Regions from separate parts of the Homo sapiens genome. Here region 2 is linked to region 1. Evidence: read pairs that join two places in POLR2A ChIA-PET (ENCODE). Cell type or tissue: HepG2. All regions are shown on one strand.

Evidence for each region. Peaks named below come from ENCODE experiments on the same cell type or tissue, not always from the same donor. Only the 100,000 strongest peaks of a DNase experiment are listed, where the experiment ranks them.
Region 2: POLR2A ChIA-PET joins it to region 1 with 7 read pairs; 2 of 35 experiments call an interaction of 5 or more read pairs at or near these places.

The regions. Positions count from the first base shown.
Region 1 is chr7:28,954,711-28,957,210 of GRCh38, forward strand. It overlaps TRIL (TLR4 interactor with leucine rich repeats), which reads right to left. Exons shown (of 1, transcript NM_014817.4): 1 at 1-2,500. The coding sequence ends at 901. Among named protein-coding and RNA genes, the nearest start is that of TRIL, 2.4 kb to the right of the region's middle. In HepG2, CTCF peaks have their summits at 1,501 and 2,017 (motif pointing right); DNase peaks (open chromatin) are centred at 1,211, 1,481 and 2,001; H3K4me3 peaks cover 897 bases.
Region 2 is chr7:29,482,428-29,484,927 of GRCh38, forward strand. All of the region lies in intron 7 of CHN2 (chimerin 2), which reads left to right. Among named protein-coding and RNA genes, the nearest start is that of PRR15-DT, 80 kb to the right of the region's middle. In HepG2, no CTCF peak of the experiment used is centred here; a DNase peak (open chromatin) is centred at 984.

The DNA.
Region 1 (2,500 bases):
TCCCCAGTGGGTCATCAGCTACATATACATCACATTCTTTTATCAAATCTGGCATTGAAATTTCCTTTTCCATATATAGGTTTAAAAAAATAAAATTAAAAAAGCCACAGGAGCAACCCTGACAGAGAAGTCTTGCATGCAGCCTTCTCCTGAGAAAGTATGTAATCTTAGTTATCCTCGAAGTCAGCAAGCGCTCTTGTACTGTTAATATTAAAAGGAACATAATAAAATGGCCCAGTCCAACTAAAACAGTCCTTGAGTCTATTGGTCAGTTCGTTAAATGTCAGAGCTTTTCACATTTTTGAAAAAAAAAAATGCGTCTCTTATTAAACTTTAAGGTATCCTGAATGCTCTATCAGCCAACATAAACGAGTTCCTTGGCGGGTATGTTAAACTTTACCACCTGTTTACATCCCCCTTCTTGGCAGAGATCACCAAACCAGTGGAGTCCCTGGCCAAGCCTCCTTTGTAATGGTAATAAGTTCCTTCCTTAAATAGAAACAAAACTTCTCTGTTTGACACTGAGCAAACAAAAAGCATGCACCCAAATATTTCTGGCCATGTTGGGGGCACAAGCACCCCCTTTCTACCCCCAAAGCCTGGCTTCTGCATTGCAGTGCTACAAAAGCCATTCGCATAGCTGTGTCAAAGCCTCCAAGCGAAGCCTCCGACCTCAGCATCCCACCATCCATTTGTCCCCTACTCTGGCTCTGACCACCAAGTACCATCCATTTACTTCTCGAGTATTGGGAATTGGGGGATGGTGCCCGAATTGGCCCTCTGTCCCCACCGGCCTCTCTGGCAAGTGCACAAAACGGCACTTCCCCTGAGGTGGGCTGGTGGGCCTCACGGAGAGGCGGCTCCTTAGGGCCAATGAGATGGTCTCTATATGCCCTGGACCTAGTCGGCAAATCGCTGCAGGAGACGGTCCTCCCGTCTCAGGCTGCCGCCCGCGCCGCCGCCCGCACTGTCCATGAAGCGGTCGCAGGGGAATTCGATGAGGTCCGCCTCACTGAGCGCGCACACGGTGGTGCGTGGCCGGTGCGACTGGAATCCCGAGAAGTCGGCGGACACGCCGGTGCCCATGGAGCGCAGGGGCCGTCGGGTGGAGTACATGTGCCGAACGTGGACCGGGGCCCCGCCCTTCCGCCTAGCCCGCAGTTTCCTACGCAGCCAGCGAGACGCCCAGGCCGCCAAGGCCAGGAGCACCAGCAGCGCGTTGACCGTCAGCAGGGCCAAGGTCAGCAGCTGGTAGTCGACGCCGCCCCGGCTCCCGGCCTCCGGTAGGGTGACCAGCCCCGCGCAGTGGTCCCGGGGAGCCACAGGGCAGACACGGCCCCCAAGCACGCCCTCCACGCACACCAGGTAGGGGGTGTCCCCGCGCAGCTCGCGCAGCGTGGCCGAGTCGCTGCTCTCAGGCAGGTAGACGAAGCGGTGGAACTTGGGCTGCTGGCCAAAGCGGTCAAAGAGCAGGCGGAAGCGCGCGCCGCCCAGCGGCCGGGGACTGCGGTGCTCGCGCACGGCCCAGCGCACCGAGGCGCTGTCTGCGCCCACCGCCTCCACCGTCAGGTTGCACAGAATGAACTTGTTGAAGTCGCATGGGTCGGACACCAGCGGCGGCAGCCCGGCCCCACCGTCGGACTGGGCGGCACGCTCCTGGTGCTCCGTGCCCAGACGATGCTTCGTCGCGCGCTGCCAGGGGTCGCCGGCGGGCGATGGCGCAGAGCCAGGAGAGGCCGTTGGGGTGGGCTCCGCGAGGGCGGGATCTGCCCGAGTCGGACGGCCCCGCTGGGGCTTCTTGTGCAGGTCTAGGGACTGTGGAGCCGGGCCCGCGGCGGCAGCGACGGAGGGGCTGGGCTGCTGGAGGCCCGGGCCCCGCCGACTCAGCCTTAGGGCGCTGCGGTTGCCTACCAGCTCCCTGGCGGCCCCATCCCAGGCCACCCCAGCTAGAAATCGCCCCTGCTGCTGGAGCTGCGGCTGCGGCGGCAGCTCCTCCGCGAGACCTGCAGGTGGCGTCATCTCCTCCCCTGCGGCCGTGGGTAGGGGCTGCCGCCTGCGGTCAGCGGTCAGGGAAGCTGAGGGCGAGGGATCCGCGCAGGATCCATTTTGCAGCTGCTGGTCATCCAGGTAATCCAGGTATTTGCCTCGCAGGGCCGGGGGGTGGCGACACTGCACGAAGACAGTGAGGAGCCGGCCCTGCGAGTGCCAGTCGCCCATCCAGCGCTTCAGGCCTCGCAGCCGGCAGTCGCAGGTCCAGCCGTTGCCGTCTAGATCCAGCCGATAAAGGGCTGGGCTGGCGGCGAAGATGTCCCCGGATAGGGCGCTGAGCGCGTTGTTGCGCAGGCTGAGCTCGCGCAGCCGGCCCAGGTGGCCGAAGGTGGCCGGGTGCAGGGCGGACAGCTCATTGCCGCTCAGGTCCAGCGCCTCCAGGCTGTGCAGAGGCTCCAGCAGCGCAGTTGGCAGCTGGCTCAGCCGATTACCCTCCAGGCGCAGCTCGCGC
Region 2 (2,500 bases), 530 kb after region 1:
GCAACTAACTCTAGGTGGAAACTTTACATGGTTTTTGGAAGAACATTCAAAAAGCAGGCTCAGGCTATAAATACAGTGGCAGGTTTTTAGGGACAAGCCACTGAACTGAACTAAAGGAAGAAAATTCTTATCCTAGGTCCCTGCCATCTGCTTGGAATTTGTGTTTCAGACCTTAATTTTACATTAGCTTTTTATTTACATTAACTTCTAATGGGCTTTATTCAGAAGCCTTCTTGATTTGTAATTCGGGTTAATATTTGAGGCTACTATGTGCATAGCATATAGTAAGCAGTCAATAAAAAGAACAAATAATCACATTTTCATGCTCATCAGATAATAGGCTTTGCTAGGTGCTGTCTGCACTTTTTTCTTTTTTTTTTTTTTTTTTTTTTTTTTTTTTTTTTTTTTTTTTGAGACGGAGTCTCGCTGTGTCTCCCAGGTTGGAGTGCAGTGGCGCGATCTCGGCTCACTGCAAGCTCCGCCTCCCGGGTTCATGCCATTCTCCTGCCTCAGCCTCCCAAGTAGCTGGGACTACAGGCGCCCGCCAACACACCCGGCTAATTTTTTGTATTTTTAGTAGAAACGGGGTTTCACCGTGTTAGCCAAGATGGTCTCGATCTCCTGACCTCGTGATCCGCCCGTCTCGGCCTCCCAAAGTGCTAGGATTACAGGCGTGAGCCACCGCGCCCGGCCTGCACTTTTTTCTAGAGGCCTCCTACCTGACATTCAAATTTGCCAGTAGAGTTTCTCTTCTTACCCCATAACAAGATTGTTTGCCCCAGTCAGAACTATTACCCCAGGTAAAAAGCCCTTTCCTTTGCTCTGCCCAGGAACTTTGTCAAGAGGAATGAATAGAAACCCCCAACATTCCCTAAGTTGGGACCTTGCGCTCTATTCTCTCAGAAAGCTCACAGTCACTGCCTTTGCTTCTCAAACAAAGCTTGTCTAAGCAAAGTAAAATTCGGCTCTGAGAACAAAAGCTTTGGGAACCAAAGGACAGTTGGCACCTCATCGCATGCAATAATTGTATACTTTTCAACACTGTGTGCTGATGCAATCTTTGCTTATTTAAAGCCTGGATTTCCTAGGGTTACTTGTACCTACTAGGCACTGAGACGTATTTGTTGGAGGAATGGTGAAATTAACAGACTCCTCTCTAAAATGAAAACTGTTTGTCAAGAGAAAAACCACTCGGTTATTTAGCTCATTTTATAACTGCATCTCTGTTTATCTAGTTGATTTAAGGAGGCACTCTGCTGTAACTGGAACAGCTCTCTTTTGAATGGTCCACCCTAATAATACCTTATGGCTGAGCTCTGAAAATCTTCAGGCCAGCCAACCCCAGAGGCCCGGCAGTCGGCTTGCTCGGCTTCCTGCCCACACTTAGCACAGTGCTGAGGTAGCTTTAGCCCGCATAGTACTCCTGGCCACACCATGTTCTTCCAAAGAGCTCAGCTCTCTCTGCCTCAGTTCCCTCATCTATAAAATGGGAGTGTTGGGAGGTTTAAAGAATACATGCGAGTCACTTATCGTGGTCTCTGGCACCCAGTAAGTATTCATTTGATGTTAGCATCTATTATTATCTTTTTGTGCCTCTCACTTGTATTTTTGTATCTAGCTTTTTCAGTCTTTTATTTTCTACCCTCTCTTCTTCATGGCTTTTTTTCTTTTGTCTCTTTTCTACCATCTCTTTCTTCTTCTCTCATTAATTATATGTAAGAGAAAATGAAATAAAGCCTGATGGTTATTTCCTTGAATGTATTCCATCCTGTAGCCAATACTGGTTTATACCCCTCGTTTGTTTAAAAAGTAAATGGATGACTTAGATGATTTAGATTTAGATTTCACACATTTTTCTCCTAGCTTTTAAAAAGTACTTTCTATTAAAGCTGTCATAACAAATGACCACAAACTTGGTGGCTTAAAACAACACAGATTTATTTGCTGGTGGTTTTGAAGGCTGGGAAGTCTGAAATCAAGGTATGGGCAGGGTTGGGTCCTTCTGGAGGCTCTGAAAGAGAAACTGCCCTGCAGCTCTCTCCTAGCTTCTTGTGGTTGCGGCAGTCCTTGGCGTTCTTTGTCTTGTAGACACACCACTCCAATCTCTGCCTCCATCTTCATATAGCCTTCTCTGTATGTCTCTGTATATCTGTCATCTTCTTATAAGGTTGCCAGCCATGGGATTTAGGGCCCATACTAATCCAGTATGATGTCGTCTTAATTATATCTTCAAAGACCCTATTTCCAAATAAGGTCATATGCACAGTGACCCAGGGTTAGGAGTGAAGCACACCTTTCGGGGGATATACGATGCAACCCGTTATAGGAACTGTAATTGACATTTTCAGGAACCCTCAATAGGAAGGATCTCTAGCCTCACCCTAAAGGATGCATTGTCAGTAATGTTAAAGTTTACAGTTTCATTAAAGATTTTTATGTCCATGAAAAAAGGTCTTTAGATGTAATCTAATTGCTCCTAAGTGTCAACCCCTTGGTCCAG